Linked DNA regions of Homo sapiens: all the other regions are linked to region 1. A link is a loop called in an ENCODE intact Hi-C map of the cell type or tissue named here. Cell type or tissue: PC-9. All regions are shown on one strand. Links, peaks and the distances in the headings refer to the core of each region. The heading gives the core; the rest is flanking DNA. Region 1 overlaps HIVEP2 (HIVEP zinc finger 2). Region 2 overlaps HIVEP2 (HIVEP zinc finger 2). Region 3 overlaps HIVEP2 (HIVEP zinc finger 2).

What was found. Peaks named below come from ENCODE experiments on the same cell type or tissue, not always from the same donor. Only the 100,000 strongest peaks of a DNase experiment are listed, where the experiment ranks them.
Region 2: it touches region 1 in a loop (6-fold over the local background); 4 of 110 quality-filtered maps call a loop at or near these places.
Region 3: a loop joins it to region 1, with 8 times the contacts of the local background. A loop is called at or near these places in 2 of 110 quality-filtered maps.

What each region holds. Positions count from the first base shown.
Region 1 is chr6:142,754,225-142,759,995 of GRCh38, reverse strand. It overlaps HIVEP2 (HIVEP zinc finger 2), which reads left to right. Exons shown (of 10, transcript NM_006734.4): 9 at 1-224. Among named protein-coding and RNA genes, the nearest start is that of HIVEP2, 190 kb to the left of the region's middle. In PC-9, for the core only: no CTCF peak of the experiment used is centred there; a DNase peak (open chromatin) is centred at 3,515; H3K27ac peaks cover 1,253 bases.
Region 2 is chr6:142,835,455-142,841,225 of GRCh38, reverse strand. HIVEP2 (HIVEP zinc finger 2) reads left to right here. Exons shown (of 10, transcript NM_006734.4): 2 at 4,179-4,291. Among named protein-coding and RNA genes, the nearest start is that of HIVEP2, 110 kb to the left of the region's middle. In PC-9, for the core only: no CTCF peak of the experiment used is centred there; DNase peaks (open chromatin) are centred at 1,415, 1,595 and 2,185; H3K4me3 peaks cover 1,297 bases; H3K27ac peaks cover 3,483 bases.
Region 3 is chr6:142,899,626-142,905,396 of GRCh38, reverse strand. The region is part of intron 1 of HIVEP2 (HIVEP zinc finger 2); the gene reads left to right. Among named protein-coding and RNA genes, the nearest start is that of HIVEP2, 43 kb to the left of the region's middle. In PC-9, for the core only: no CTCF peak of the experiment used is centred there; a DNase peak (open chromatin) is centred at 2,546; H3K4me3 peaks cover 752 bases; H3K27ac peaks cover 2,296 bases.

The sequences.
Region 1 (5,771 bases), core at 512-5,511:
GAGAGATGTCCCAAAGAGATGTTTCACCAAGAAGGCATTTGTCTCCAAGGAGGCCAGTGTCTCCTGGGAAAGATATCACAGCAAGAAGAGACCTCTCTCCTAGAAGAGAGAGAAGATACATGACCACAATAAGAGCGCCATCTCCCAGAAGGGCTTTATACCATAACCCACCATTGTCCATGGGACAGTATTTGCAAGCAGAGCCAATTGTATTGGGGCCTCCTGTAAGTATAATCCACTTTTCTTTCTAATACATAAGTGGAAGCACATTGGTCCTCCTGATAATGCACTGGTGTGAAGTTTAGTAGAACATGGGTATCTGTCATGGGTGGAGTGAATCTGGCTAATGAAAATAGCGGGGAGACATTTTTGTCATATGCTATTGTCAGTAACATGGCTGTGGCATTACCTAAAGTGTAGTATTGCATCAGAGCAGCAGTGCATTCCCAGTGGGAACAGGTGAGGCCTTTCTGAAGGCTTTCTAAACTTAACTAATGATAGACGTAAGCTGAAGCCTTTTTGTAAGTAAAAAAGATGAACCTTTAGAATGCCATGACTGCATGGACATACACTCACAGGGACATTTAGGCATCACTTATATAACTCATCACCAGGTAAGGATTCTGATTCAGCTGTTAACCTTGACTTTCCAAAACTTTTATTTTTAAAATTTTTATTTTATTTATTTTTTTTGAGACAGGGTCTCACTCTTTCACCCAGGCTGGAGTGCAGTGGCACGACTTTGGCTCACTACAACCTCCGCCTCCCAGGTTGAAGCGATTCTCCCATCTCAGCCTCCCGAGAAGCTGGGACTACAGGCGTGTATCACCACACCTGGCTAATTTTTGTATTTATTGGTAGAGGCAGGGTTTCACCATGTTGGCCAGGCTGGTCTCGAACTCCTGAACTCAAGTGATCTGCCTGCCTCGGCCTCCCAAAGTGCTAGGATTACAGACATGAGCCACTGCGCCTGGCCTCAAAAACTCCTTTTTTTAATAAACTCTACCTTGCCCATCATGAGGGGACATGTGAAACTGGTCAGGGCCAGGGAGAGGAGAGAATGACACACTCGGCATGTTTATAAATCAAAGACATGAGCCTGTCTGCTTTTCTTGCCATTACTACTATCAAGTGCACTTGCTCAGTGGAAGCGTGGGCCCAAGGAGAACGGGAAATCAGGAGAGCTAAGTGAGAATGTGCAGAGATTTCTATGATATGCCTTCATTATAAGTGAAGATAACAGTAACCACCATGGATTACATTTAAGCAGTAGGTTTAATACAAATTCATATAAAAGCACCTGTCCTGCCTAATTCCACGGCTCAGTAGACTGTGATGTCTCTTTCAGTTTGTGTAGGATTTTAAAAAATGAATAAAGCATGCACTTAGCATAGACAGAGGCATGATACCTTTGGAATCTGTCTGCCTTGAATGTGTTTTGATTTCCTGGTTTCTACTCTTTGTTGTACTCCCTTGCTCCGGATCTCTGTGTCAAGTGCATCAGCACCATCCTTCACAGCCAGAGGAGACACTGCCAGCTCCCAGCTCTGTTTTATCACTGCCCTGGCAGCCAATTTTCTCCCTCTCATCACCTTCCACCACCCTGAATCCTGAGCTCAGCCTGTCATTTTTTCACTTTAGGAAAGCTGCTGCATTCCTGTCCCCATCCCCAGCACCATCTTTTCACAAGTCTGGTACCAACTTCATCTTGATGAAGCAATTCCTGCAGAAACATATATAGCAATTGGGATGTTGTTTACCAAGCTAACAAATTAGCAAGCTAATAAGAAAAAGAGATACATTTCCACAGGTTTTGGTGCCTTAGCAAAAGTAGGAAAGAGGGATCTTCTGCAGTTTATGCCATTGCAGCATGAATAGAGAACTGTAAATCTCCTGGATCATGGGATACCAAGTCTGGGATGACACATGCTTTCTCTGGTATACACGCAGTGATGCTGGCAGAGTGTGTTAGATGAGCCTCTCCCTGCCATCCCTGCAGCTTGTGTTCTAGCATTGGCCAGGTGGATTGAGAGTGTGGCATTTGTGAAACAGTGGTGCATGTTCAGTCAACTGCAAACATGCGATTCTTCAGTCAGAAAAAGTAAGCCTTTATCGCAAACATGCTGTGGTTGTAAAAATTTATAGCAACCCACAGTCAAGTTAGGCAAAGGAATTGGAAGAGTGGACTAAGGGAGTTCATCTGATTTTTAGATACATGCCCAGAAAGTTAGAGAGAGATGAGTTTTAGTAGTCACTGAGTTTGTACAAGTTTTTTTGATGTGTTTTTGTTTTGTTTCATTTTTTTTTAAATATCTGATCATGGGTATTATTATTATTTTGAGATGGAGTCTCGCTCTGTCGCCAGGCTGGAGTGCAGTGGCACGACCTTGGCTTACTGCAACCTCCACCTCCTGGGTTCAAGCAATTCTCTGCTTCAGCCTCCCAAGCAGCTGGGCCTATAGGCACGTGCCACCACACCCAGCTAATTTTTGTATTTTTAGTAGAAACATGGTTTCACCATGTTGGCCAGGATGGTCTCGATTTCTTGACCTCATGATCCGCCTGCCTCGGCCTCCCAAAGTGCTGGGATTACAGGTGTGAGCCATCGCACCTGGCTGATCATGGTTATATTTCATAGTGTTATTAAACTTTATCATTTATGATGCTTTTGGCCTGTTACCCAGTTTAATTCTCTTTAGAGGATGTATAGCCTGCTGCATTGTTCACATGGTATGAGGGAACAGATCTGGGAATCCTCCCTGATGTAGGGACAGTTCGTCCCAAGCACTGCCCACTTTATGCTTTCTCACACCACAGGACACTGACTGTGGTGTGAAGGGACCTTACAGCCCAGTCATATTCTGCCTGCGTTTGGAGTAATGGTGATCATAGCCAACACAGGTTGGGAAGAAATGAATGAATTCAAATGCAGATTGTGTTAAGTGTATGTGCATATATATGTATGCACACATATACACATATGTACAAATGTACCTACACAGACATCTATATATACATCTATATACCAGTTCTATTACCCCACTCATCTCTTCAACAGTGTGGCAGTAAGGAGCTCTAGACACAAATGATGAGAAGGAGGTAGAAGTGCTCCAGTGCCCCTGTTAGTTTTAATTTTAAGACAGATGGATGGACGGATAGATAGATAGATAGATAGATAGATAGATAGATAGATAGATAAGGTATCTTTTATCCATTTATTCAGTATCTACTGAATTTTTGAGGGTCTACTACGCATGGTTCGAGGTTGAGGATGAAATAATATTATGGCTGTGGCCTTATCTTTTTTTTTTTGATAAATAAATTTCCTTTTCCATTTTAAAGCTTTTGTAGATAGGTAGCAGGAAGAGAAACAAAGGTGTGTCCAGGCCCTCAGTATGTAGTGTAGATGAAGATTGTGTCTAGGGAAACAGTCAACATTCATTCCTATCCCTTGTTATCTGTGTGATCTTGGGCGAGTCACTTAACCTCTTGACCACAGTTTTTTAATTTGTTTCTGGCAGCCAGGGAGGTGGCCCATGCAGATTTTTGTTCCTGAAAGAACGTGCCATTCAGCTGTAAGGAATGTAGTGGGCAGACAAGCCTCCTGCTGGCATGTCAGCACCTTCAGGACAGGACTGTTTTGAAGCCAAAGCCATGCTCTCCCTGCAGCCCCAGCCAGTGACTGAGCACAAATGGGTCACTTCTCCTTCTCTGCTCCCTGCTGCCCCCAAGGAGGCTCTTGCTCTTCTACCTCCCTCTCATCATTTGCATCTAGAGGTCCCTACTGCCATACTGTTGAAGAGATGCGTAGGGTAATAGATCTGGTACATGGCGTATAGATGTGTATATAGATATCTGTGTATGTACATTTGTACATATGTGTATATGTGTCTATACATACATATGCACTTAACATAATCTACATTTGAATTCACTATTTGTTTTTCCACGACAAAATTTTCTTACTGAGATTTAAGTAAGATGGAAGTTTGTCCACCACATTTATAAGGCCCAAATTACAAAACAATAGGATTGCAAATGGAGTAAAAACCAAAGTAGAGAAAACTTATTGGGAGTTTCTTTGGAGGATGAAGAAGGGGTGAATGAGAGGAGAGAGGATGTGTAGAAATGCCTGGTGGGGCTTGGAGCAGTGGAAGTGGCCACATGGTAGAAATTCTACTTGTACACGTAGCTCTGTGGTTAAAATCAGTGAAGGGCTGAATTTGAAACTTTCATTAGTAGCACTAATAAGATTTTATTGGATTTAGAACATGCTGAGTATTATTGTAGTTTTAGAGGACAATTCATGACTCCATTTGTCAGCCTGGATTTGGGGATCTCAAGTCAGTTTACGTAATAGGACATCTCTCTCTCTCTCTGACTTCTGTTCCACTTCCTTGGTTTCCCCACAGATCCACATTCTGACTGGTTGTATGCAATGGAGGTCATGGAATAGCAGCCAGAAGTAAAACAGAAAAATAACCAAGCTCGGTTTTATTTTAAACTTTGAATCTGTGATTGCTGTGATTAAAAGAAAACGTACTTGATTATCTTCAAAGATCGTTACTGTAGGCATTACAGGTCTTCCTCCCAAACTGGTGTTTGATGAAGGAGACGTGCCTTTTCCAAACCTGATTAAATACAAGGGGGATTTTGTCTATGTGCAGAATTTAAATGATTCTCATACCGTAAAATTCCCACCTTTCCCAGCTTATGAGGTCGTGGTAACGATAGTGTTAATGATTGCACCGTTTCACTCACACTTTCAGGAGAATCCATGTTTCCAGCTTGCATATGATATATCACAGAGAAGGGTAAGGGCTAAGCATCTTAGAGAGTAGCAGAAATCATAATCTAGATAGAACTGGATGAATCTTTAATGCTGCAGAGCATACCTTGAGTTTTAGAACTGAAACTCTTGAAATAGAACAGTTTCTTTGGCTCTATCCTGGACTACTACCATACTGTATGGGTTTATATCTATCTATCTATCTTTGGTTCTCAAAAAATAGAAAAATAAATGAAGTCCTTTTTAGATGACAATCCATTAAAGAATGAATCACATTAATTAAAATATGATAATATTAAAACCTGATAATCTGACAATCTAAGTTGTATTTCACTACAGAAACAGTATAGAAAATAAATTCTCCATTTTCAGGACTAGGACTATGAAATCTGAAATTCTGGCTGAACATTTTAAGCATCCTTAATTCATTGATTGCCAAGAAGATATTGAGGTGGAAATGATAATATGAACAAAAGAATTAAGATGCAGTCATCTTTGGTTCACAGTATAGAGTCGAATATAAGTTGTTAACTGTCTGAAATAATGTTAACTACTTCTATGATGGATAGTTTCCTTTAAAAAATTATTATTGATGTAAGACTTAAATGGACTTGGTTTGTTATTGGATGGAGAAGCTGGCCTTCTGCATTGAGTATCTCTTAGCAGGAATGCATTCCTTTAGACCAATGTCTTACACATTGGAGGAACCAGTTTGTGGATCCTCACCACTGTTTTGTCATCTGTTCTGTGGAAAACTTTTTAAAAAAGCCAATTTTCAGACTTGTCATTCCAATTATATACTCATCAACACTTAAGAAAAATATTAAAAATCTGTCCAGTATAGCAACAGATGGTAATCTTTTTATTTCCTTTTGAATTAAAAAAAATATTATTAATGTTTATTAGTGTTTTTTGCTCAGTAAACTTTTTTTTTTTGCCAATTATCCATTAATTTCTTTTCATTATCTCTTGTGAAAAAAAC
Region 2 (5,771 bases), core at 165-5,164, 82 kb before region 1:
TTGGTCAGAACTATCTGAATACATACCTTATGCTATGGATCTAAATATATGCCTGATATATTAAATGGTTAAAACAAATTTACAGGAAAAAATGTATAAAAAATTAATATATATTACATAAAGGGTCATTTAAGTTCATAAGAAGAACTATGACCTAAAGGTAGTCAAATTATGTGAGTAGATACATTTTATATTAGAGGTGAAAGACAATAAAATAATTTTTAAATAAGAGAATAATTATGGTCACCATTAAAATAAAAATGACACCCTTAAATATCATATTACATTAAATAAGCCTCTGAAAAGAAATTTTAATTACATGCAATGGTGAGGAAGTTTGGTGAAAGTAGAATGCACATCTACTGCTGGTGGCTTTGTAGATAATTTCAATCTCTTGAAATCAATATGGCCATAAATATGAAGTCCATTATAAACATATTTTTGCCTTTCAATTTGATAATCCTATTTTTGAGAATATTCTAAGAAAAAACAGTATTGGTGGTACTGAAAATTAGTGAGAACATTTGAAATGTTGCCACATATAGGAATGATGAAGGAAATGACTTTATGTTAGCTTTATGGAATATCATATGGCTAGTAAAAATGAAAACTGAATTTCATGGAAATAACATACTTACGAAATGTTAAATTAAAAAATCAGAATACACAATTATATGTGCATTATGAGGACATCTCAGTGAAAATATGCTTACATGGGGACAAATAATAGATTAAAATTTTTAAAAATGAAAAGATTGTGTTTGGGTAATGGGATAAATGGTGTTTTTCTGGTTAAAAATGTCATCAATGTTTTAAGTGTTTATAAGGAAAAATAATATTAAAAATATTAAAATAATAATATTTTAATAAAATATTAAATATTAAAATATTTAATATTAAAATAAATAAAAAAATATTAAAAAAAAAAAAATAAATAAGGATAGCTGTACTAATTAGCCACAAGGGGAGGGCTTTTCAAGAGTCACTTTGAAACCCTACAAAATAGTTAAGATGTCTTGGGCGTATAACTTGTCAAGGTATTCTTGATTTCCCTATTTTAATTGGCCACTTCTCCACTGGGTTTGTGAAGAGACGAGTTGATTGTAACCATGATGAAGGGGGTACTCTGGAGACCGTGGTATTTGAGGTCTGTTCTCTCTCACTCTGAACTCATTACTCTCCCCTTTTCCTTCCCATCCTAAGCTGATAAGCAAGTTTAACATAGTTGCTGTTCAGTAAACTCTTGCTAGCCATGATTGAATTTTTGCCTATGAGAGGCACAGTGGCTCTACGATGCAAAGGGGAAAACAGTAGAATAGTATTCAGGAAAACTGCTTCTAGTTGCATGACCTTTTGCAAGTGACCTTCTGGGCTTCAGTTTCATTGTCAATGAAAGGAGAGTGTTTGATGACTATTAAAAGAGTTATTTAGGTCTATAGAGACATTATGATACACAGGCTTACTCGAGAGTGTGGTTGCTACTCTAGAGGGCTCCTCAAAAAGCTCATTTACTGTGATCAGTATTGCAACAGTATGATCAATTCAACTGCTCCCAGGGAGTGTCCTGGTGAACTCAGGGAGCATGGTTCCTGTGTACTACTCCCGGTAGACCACTCAGCTAGAGAAAGTCACTCAAGCCCAGCATTGTGTGTACATCTGATTTATTACATGCGAATAACTGAAACAAACCAATTGGTGACAAGCATGATCAAATATTAGCTAATGATAAATTGCTCCATTGTTTAGACCATGTAACATATAACTGAAATACAAAGGTCAGATGTCCTTAGATTTTCTGATAGAGCCAAAAAACACTAAGAGTCCCTCCCCCAACCCCCAACCCCTGCCCAGGTTGGTAAGGCAGGCAATACAAACAAATTAAAAGTAAGGAAGTTTAGAGTCAGTGACTTTCATCAGGTTATAAAATTATTTGAGGTGTTGCACTGCTGTATGGTGTAGCGATTGTAGGCCATTTACCATCGTGTGTTTATTTTCCTTTCATTATATGTGGTTATTTTTAAGGAAGTGAACATTTCTAAATAAATATTATATTGTGGTTTGTACGCGAGGCTTACCTGTTGCACAGGCAACAGATCTGCTTCTTCTGGGCTAATCAGTACAGTCATTTAGCTGAATCATCCATATGGGTGACTAATATATTTTGTACTTAGTGCTTTTGAACTTTGATATGAGGTGTCCATTACTACCACTTTTAGGTACTCTATGGGAACACTGAAAAATTCCTAAGTAGATTGAAGTCACTGACCACTTAGACAACCAGTTAGAAATGAGAGCATAGTTGCTGCAATACAGGTGAAAAACCTTTTAACATATTGCTTAATGACTGGTTGTCTTAGGAAATGGAAGACCTCTTACGAGGCAAGAATTACATAATTTTAGAAAACAATACCCTACCTAAGAAATGAAGAGGGACTGAAAAAGACTTTTGCGTAAGTCAGTTTTACATTGTACATCGAGAAATCAATGAGAAAGGATTTTTAAGAATCTTGAAGTTTGTCCTGCATCTTGAAGGGAGTGCCCTACCTCTTTCTTGGAAAGTGACTAACAGAAAGAAAAGTTATGCTAGCTTCTGCACGAAACCATCCTGGGAAGTATTGAGAAGTGGTATTATGAAGCTAGCTACCAAATATTATTTGAGAGAGGCTTTGTAACTTTTGCATAAAATGTTAGGAAAAGTACAGAAATATTTTCGCCGCTCTAGATATTCAAATGCGAAAAATGTGTGTGTTGAATCATTTTGCAGTTCATTGTTCAGGTGATTGTGTTTGTTGATTCAGTGTAATTTTAAATAACCAAACCATTTGACATTTGTCTTGTCATGTTTATGGCAAGAACCCTGGAATAAAGATTATTTATCTCTGTTAATGAAGAAGTCTTTTGAGACCATGTCCAAATGAGTTTCCTAAATAATTGTTTCTTGAATAGCAGTAAGACTAGAATCTAGACACAGGTTTTCTTGAAAGTGAAAACATATTTCCCATGACTACATGGATTTCTAGTTAGTATGTATAGTTACTGCTATTTGTCTTCTCTATTGTTAGCAACATCTTTTGTTTTGTTCTTTTCTGGAGCAACTACCTTCTAATACTAGTGGATAACATCTGTTTCAACCTTTATTTTTTAATACTGAGATTATCAATTAATTTTGTTAATGTGGTTAGTGGGTTTGGGGGAGTGGCAGTGCATGGCCAATTTCAAATTGCACAATTAAAAAATCTTGTGCTTATGGCTTTGGAATAAGTTTTTGAACTTTCACTTGAATATGATTGTGTTTGATGTTCAGAGACTTTTTGAAATATTAGTATGTTTGAACATACTAAGTCTACCTTGGGAAGACCTAATTTGGGAGTAGCTAGAAACTGTCCAATTTTCTATTTCACTCTTCTGCTCAACCCTCTAGCATTCATTTTAGGCTCTCTCTCTAGTTAAGTTAATGCTTGCTTTCTCTCAAACTTTCTCTTAGAGCTGAGATAGTAATTTAATGTTTGAAATTCAGGAAAAGTGGTTCTACTGGCAAAGTGAATGGAATAAACCAATATTATTTATAAATAATAATTAAGCTATTTGTGAGTCCTTAGGAGAGTAAACACTTTCTGTGGAGACAAGGTGTAACATTCTCAGAATGATTTGGAAATCCATGCCAGTGAATTATCTCCAAGACTTCTTGACCATTTTTATGTTTAAATGATCTGTCTAGATATTAGTTTCTATTTCTCAACAGAGATTGCATGTAGCTAGGGCTTAATGGCTTTCAGGAACTGTCACCTACAAATTTTCATTGCATAAGTAAATTAGAAGAATCAATGAGTATAATTCCAAAGCAATAAATTGCATTTTCCCCCATCTCTAATTTTAATGTCTTAACTGACATTGTATAACCATTATTTCCACCTGCCAATAACAAACTCTTCTGTTCTCACACTTTGTTGTATTCTTTTATTGTTTTCTCTATGCTTGAACATTCATTTTACCCCAAACTGGAAAATTTAACTTAATTCCTAGACGCTTTTGTTGTTTGATAGCTTTAAGTAGCACAGTAACGTAGGAAAAGATAGTATAATATCATAATACTCTGGATTTGATTTTTGTGTTATTAATGTATAGCTCCTATAATCACGCTCCGGTTTAAATGTAGTTCTTTGTTTTTTTCTCATTAGGTGGAGCCTTTGAATTTTTTAAAAGACCATAGTAATCAGATCTACTTGAAAAATTAAGTGAATTGATTTGGTTGGAATGCTCTTTTACCGATGCTTTAACATACAGCCACTAGGTAAGTCAAGCCAAGTGCTTTCTATATGGTTTGATTTCAAAGTTATTGGAAAGATTCCTCAAGCACAATATTAAATGAGCTTTATGTGAAATTTTGACAGTAATTATTTGAGGCTCTTGAAACCTGTGATAGATGTTTTGGATATTATCTAAATGAAAATATTCATACTTTATTGCATTTCTGGAAATGTCTGATTTTAGCTGAAGATTAGAAAATGTTGTCATTTATAGTTCGAAACCAGATTATTTTATTTGATGTATTAATGATGATTTGCTTATTATAATCTTGAAGTAATGTAAAAATATCAGATTTTACTTTGAATAAGGTTTTTATATGTAGTTTTATTGCATTTTGTCAGATTCACATCTAAGATGTAATGAACATTTGAAGTAAATTAGCATCTTTCTGTATTTTAAACCATTCTCATTTTATAGAAATCATGATTTCTGTAATAAGAATAGAAATCTTAAGGAAGGACTTGATGGATTCAGCTTCCTTGTTGCACTGTGCTGCTGTGGAAAGCTCCTGAGGTTGAGAACACATTAGTTACCAGGAGGAGTTTAGGCTTTTAGCAAATTATTGGTGCTGCCAAGACAGAATTTAGTGGGAACAGGACTTTGGCTACTGTTAAAATGTCAGTATAGTAAAGCCTGCTCTGTCAAACAGATTTTTGGCATCAGAAATTTATATGATACTGATTTTAGGGCTTGGTAATTTTTTTAAAAAATCCAAGCAAACTCATACTTTAATTAACCCTTTACACAGTAAAGAAAAATTGGAAAAAAAAATTGTATTCCTAATTTAGGTCACAAGATTTGAATTTCTGAAATTCTAAATGTTATTCATGATTCTAAAATTGTACAGCTTGTTACTTAATTTTCCTCCAAATAAACTGGAGCTATTTTAAAACCTGATGACTGATAACGAACAAGAGAGGAAAGTGTCTAATCATCTGGGAAGACAGCTTCTAAACTAAACCCACTAATAGTGTCTGCTTTACCTGTGAACATCTTAAGACAAGATGATGTCAGGTGGTTTTTTAGCGATAGCGTTGTAGTTTATGTAGTGCCAACAACTGCCCTAAGCTTTGTCTAAAATAATCTCCCTTTGTCTAAAATAATCTCCACTGCCTAAGAACTTGATATGCTAGTGTAGCTTTTGAGCATCCAGTGAGTGTAGAAATATCAAGTGTGGACATTCCAGAGACCCCTTTTCATTTGGCCCGTAAGGTTCATGGTTCAGTCTTCATTTGCCACCAATAATTTTCATTGTTATGGGCACATGGTGCTGTTTGGAAAAAGTTTTGGATAATTAAAGGGATATGAGGCAGTTAGATGAAAAACCCATTAGGAAGACATATATTTAAAAGTGTGAAAAGCAAAGCCTTAATTTTTTCAATAGCTATAATAAATGTTAGAAGATGAAATTAATAATCTGAACCACTAACTTAAATGTCTTTATTTGCAACATTTAATTTTCC
Region 3 (5,771 bases), core at 592-5,591, 150 kb before region 1:
AGTGGGCCCCCGTATTGATTACCTAAATCATGCCTTGTTGGTTTTCTTTTTCTGAGGCTCAGATCTTATTGTGTAAACAGGATGCACTTTTGGAATTTATAGTGCATTTCAAGATTTTCTTTATATTGGTTTAATTGATCTTATAATTATTTTAAAATAACCTAAGTTATCTGGTAATAGTTTATTGGTAGATGGTTGAGCAGTATCTTTCTTAACTCTTATTTAGAGATGGGAATTCAATATGTCTTCCAATATTTCATACAATGGAGGAAGGATTTAAAAAGTGAATGAAAGGTTGTTTTCCCTTAGTTTAAAAAGATAAATTGTAATATCCAAAATATTATAAAGTAAGTGGGCAACCCAAATCATCAAGATAGTTAAGAAAATATAATTAAGTCGGTTTTAACAAATCTTAAAAGGAGAGGAGTCATACTTGTTAGGACAAGCTTATGCTAATGACATATCAGCCTGTGTTATCCCAGGTCAATAGATATGAAAACCACAGTTTACCCAGGGTTACTTAACTGATAATAATAGTGTGAGGATAACAAATTGAACTGATACAAGTAGAAAGACTAAGAATGATCTTCGGGATAAATGAAAACAAATGGATAATAAACTGATCTTGCTGAGTAATATAGGTTATGGTGTTATGCTTTAAAATATCAGTATTAATAGAAATATTCTTATGTTCCTTTGTTCTTTTAAAGGGTAAAAAGGGCTGTTTATCTTTTTTTGATCATGTCATCAGTTTCATTGGGTTGCCTTATTTTCATTCAGAAAGAGTATGGACTAATATCCATATTGAATTATGATTTAGACTTGAGTGTACTGGTAGGAAATTTATCAGTTGTGTGTGTGCAATAGTGCTTGGAATGAAATGTCACATTCACCTCTGATACTGCACCTACTGTGTTTTCTCATAGGCTTAATTTTGCCTTTTCAAGTTTGAGGTCCTGTTGTTCAACATGAACAACAGCTTTACAAGGAACTATGTAATTTACATTGTTAAAGGAAAGTATATGTGACACTGTAACCTTTTTACTCTAGCATTGTTTTCAAAATGTTAATTACTAATTTTTCCGGAAATGATTTTTAAAGGTAAATGTATAAAACAGATGGGTAAATAATATTTGGGGAGGATAAGTGTGACAAGTGGGGAACAAAAGTAGAATGTGTGTCCTCAAATTCATCTTTGTAATTTCCCACTTTTTCATTTGGAGGTACTTGCCAAATACGAGTTGAAATTCAGACAGGCTGAATTGGGTTTTTAAGTCTAAAAATGACTGGAAATTTGGGTTTAATATTGCTATGAAGTTTTGTGTTTAGTCTGAGGTAAGTGAGCTTGCTGCATCTCAGTCACTTCCTGCCCCCTCCATATTCCTCAGTGCATAGCTGTGTTCCATCTCTGTGTATATAGTGCAAAATGATCTGTCACTGTTAGGACACTTCTGGTGGAAAAGGTTTTCAGAGATTTATTTAAAGTATCAAATTGCTACTAAGATGGAATTTTTTTTTTTTTGCTTTGGTGCAATCATTTGCTTTGTTTTGGTGCAATCATTAGCAATAAAGCAAGAATGAAATGGATGAGAGAAATGAGTATCGTAGACTCTAAGAAGACATCCTTGTTGATAACACTCTTTAAAAAGGAGTCCAAGAGAGCACCACCATAGTGGTGATTTCACCTTTTTGTTTTGTTTTGTTAACCTTGATATCAGAATTAGTGTGTGAATTAATGGGAACCACCGGAGTCATTTTTTTTCTGCAATTTTGTACTGGTATATATGCATATATGGTACTGGTACATTAATTTATGGGGTCGAGCAGGAATGCATAATGCATTAGTATTATAACATAGTTATAACATTAATATTTTGTGGATTCTTCAATACATAGCAATTAAAACAAAATGATTGTACTCCAAGTACAGAAATCAGGGAATAGTTTCAATAGAATTTCAACTTAAGAGATATTTACTTACATACTGAGAGTCCATCAAAGTGAAGTCCAAGTCCAGGACACTGTATAAGTGAAGTACTATGTTTATTTCAGAGTTTCTTAAATTTATGCTTACTAACTGGCATAGATAAGAAGGGAAATGGTGGTTTAAAGTGTACATTCAATCAACAGCAAGGGCTGAACTATTGAAAATGTTGTGTTCTGTGTCCAGAAAACATTTTATTTTCACATAATTGTTTAAGTGTCTCCAATGAACATTTACAATATTTATGGGGGTATAGTGCTTGTGGTTCAGTTAGCTCAGTCTTAAGTTCTGTGCCTGGGTAATGGTGTGTTGTTTAGCAGTAATTCTGAAATTAATTATAATAAAGGAGAAAACACCAGAGAAAAATATCGGTTTACTGCTCCTAGTTTTACAACAAGGGAACACTGTTAGGAGTTCCAAAGTAGCGTTAGTAGTTCAGCGTTGAGATATTTTGTCTCCTCACCCCCCTGTCTCCAACATCCTGTTTCATCACAAATGTTTATCATTTTACTCATTGGTTCTCCACCCGTCTTGTGGGCTGCTGTGGTTGCTGTCACCCAGCCAAGAGGCTGGGGAATGCCTGTCCACAAGCAGTAAGGGGCATCTGGCTAGGGTGCTCAGAAGTTCCTGAGCATTGTAGTATCAGCATTGTGAGGCCATTGAGATAGGGAGAGAACAAGCCTATTTAAATAGCTGCCAGAACAATCAATACAAGCACCATTGTTGCTAGTCATAGTGGAAATATACACACTGTCTTTAGCAAAGAAAAAACTGAAGTGTACACCATTTGAAGATGTCATACTGAGGTGTTCTGAAAGCATCAAAAGAGAAGAAGAAAAATTCCTATCTAAACAATATTACTATCTTAAAAAGGCTATTCTATTTGAGTGGTTGTTAACTGTTTTAAAGAATGGTTTGGTTTGCCTGAGAAGTTTATTTGGTATTAATTAGCTACTCACTTTAAAAATATTTAATATGACACAAGATACAATATGATAGTACCATGGCACAGTCTACTTGTTTCAGATGGAATTGACATTTTGGAAGAGTATGGGCCAGGAATTTTGTAGTCTGGGCTTATGGGTTTTGGGGGCAGAATACCACCAGGCGAGGTTCCCATCTCATCACATTATGTTAGGAATTGTGTCACATCAACATGCCTTATCACTGGTAATATTAACTTTGATCACTTGGTTATGGTAGACTCTGCCAGGTTTTTCCATTGTAAAGTTACTGCTTTTTCTCTCTCTGTATTCTATTCTTTGGAAGTCAGCCCACACCTAAGGGGAGAAGAATTAAGCTTTATCTTTGAAGGGAGGAAATATCTACATATTTTATTGATTGATTGATTGACTTTGGTGTGGACTCATGGATATTTATTTTATTATTTGGGTTATCATCTAGTGCCATCACTATTTTATTCCTCATAAACTATTTTCTAATTCTTAAGATTTCATTTTGCAGAGCACTCTAGCACTAATATTGTGTGTAGCTTAGTGCAACATTTTATCCACCTGTTTTGCCTCTTCCTCCTCCGCATGTTTGCACTCTCATTTTTTCAAACCGATAGATTCAGTTTTGCTGTTCTGGTTAAGACGAAGGTCATTTTCGTAGTCAAGTTGTAATGCATGCACTGTGGGAGGAGAAGTCATAATACAAAACTTCTTGTCGGCAGATTGGCGAATTTACCTGAGACATTGAGGCTCAAGATTATGAGAATGTGTGATAGGACCAAAAGCATATTTCCAGGTAGGAAATCAAAATTGTTTTATTTAACTCCTTTGCATTTGATTTTGCAGAAGTCAAATCACTGATTTCTTAGGAGGTACAAAATCTGAAAAGGAGGGGCAGCATAGACATTGAGGTTGTGCTAGGAAATTACTTTGTTTTTCTTTCATTTGATTATTTTATTTGATTTCCAAACAATAGGGTAGTAGCTAAGTTTTGAAACAAGATCTGAGAGGAACTTGCAGAAGCATATCTATGTTTGCAAAAGCGTTCTAGATATGATTTTGATTCTTGAAACCTATTTGAAAAATAGTAATCAGAATATAAATAATCTTTAGGTTTATCATATCAGAGAAAATACTTACTGGTTATGCGACGTTTTATGTGTTTCACAGCATATTTATTAGCTATGAATTGATTTGTACTTTGCATTTCTCATAAACTCCCCTAGATGTGATAAGGTCACAAATTTTCTCTGTTAAAAAGGGCAGGAGTGGGGAAAACTCACACATCATGTATGCACTCAAGTTTTGACATATTGATTTACAAAGAAAAGAATCAGTTTGCTAGCAGCTTCTATGAGGTAATTTTATAAGGAGTAAAAAAATATAAATAGAGTTCACGCAGAATACGAAGATGAGCAACGGAAAATCTGAAATAAAAGTGGAGTTAATATTATGCAGTGATTCTTACCTCTGCTGTTAGAAGTATAAAAGCACTGTGATCCTTCCATCTAAACTACAGAGGTTTCAGCTCCATGGCAACACGAAGAACCTATTCTGTCAGAGGGTGTGTATACACAACTGCATTCAAAGCACGGGGCTGGGAGTGAGTTTGGGGGGAAAAACCTCAACCCTCCAAGACTTGCCCACGCATTTTTATGTGTGTATTATAATAAGGTCTTTGTGCAAGGAGGCCTGATAGAAGTTCACATCAGCTGCACTCTGGTCTTTTACATGATCCAGCCGCCATCACCCACCTCCCTTCTCTCTCCAGAAAGGAAGCCAGAAGAGGCAATTAAAGAATGAGACTGCAAGAAAAATGCTCTTCTCCCTCTCTCTTCTTGGAATGTCAACATAGTTATTGCTTTTCTGTGTGTCTCAGGGGGGCACTTGGCTGCTTCTTTCCACAGTCTTATTCCAGGGAGAGCTGTTTAATTGCAGCCTTCATGTAGAGTAGGCGCTGGCAAGAGCCGTAGTCAGCTTTCTTCTCTGTGCAAGGAGTACTTTCGGTAGGTCATCTGATGTCCTGCCTTGTACTTAAATACCGTGTGGCCCAGGGTGGTGAGGTGGCGTGGAGTGATTGGTGAAGTGGGTATTCCTGCCTACAGTTTCTCAGCCCCTCACTCAACTCTCAGACGTCAAGTTTCTTCTCTCACTGTGCTTTGCAGCCATACTCATCTTTGTCAATTTCCCCAGTCCTTTGTTTAGTTTCTTCATTCAAAAGTGACAGCATCACCACTTGACTATTGATTTGCCCACGTTCCTGTCCTGCATCTTAGAAATGAGAGCACAATCTGAAAAACGTTTATTTTTGCTCTGTTCCACTTTAGCCAATCCAGGAGATACATGGAATATTCTGCTCTATCCTGAGAATCATCTCTATTAAGGTTTAGACCTTTTATTAAGATTTATTGTTAACATTATATTAAGGTTTAGACCTTATATTAAGGTTTATTAAGGTTTAGACCTTAATAGATTTCTCTCCACTAAGAATCATCTCTATTAAGGTTTAGACCATTTTTATTTCACCAAAAACTTGAGGTTGAGTATCAGTGATTCTCTCCACTAGGTTCAGAGACTAGGGATCCAGGAAATAGGCTATTAAATACAGATCTTCACCCTTTTCCTTTCACCTCTGTACTTAACCCCTGCCCAGGATCAGAGATGGCTGCGGTGGTGGTAGGAGAAGATTATTGATGAGAGGCCTGGGAGAGGAGGATGCTATGTTCCTGCAGACACTTACACAACAGCTAAATGTTGTTTTCAGCCTTACACTTTGAGCTGCACTCTCGTAGAGTTTACAAAGATAAATGATCTATTCTTGCCTCATTGTTTCT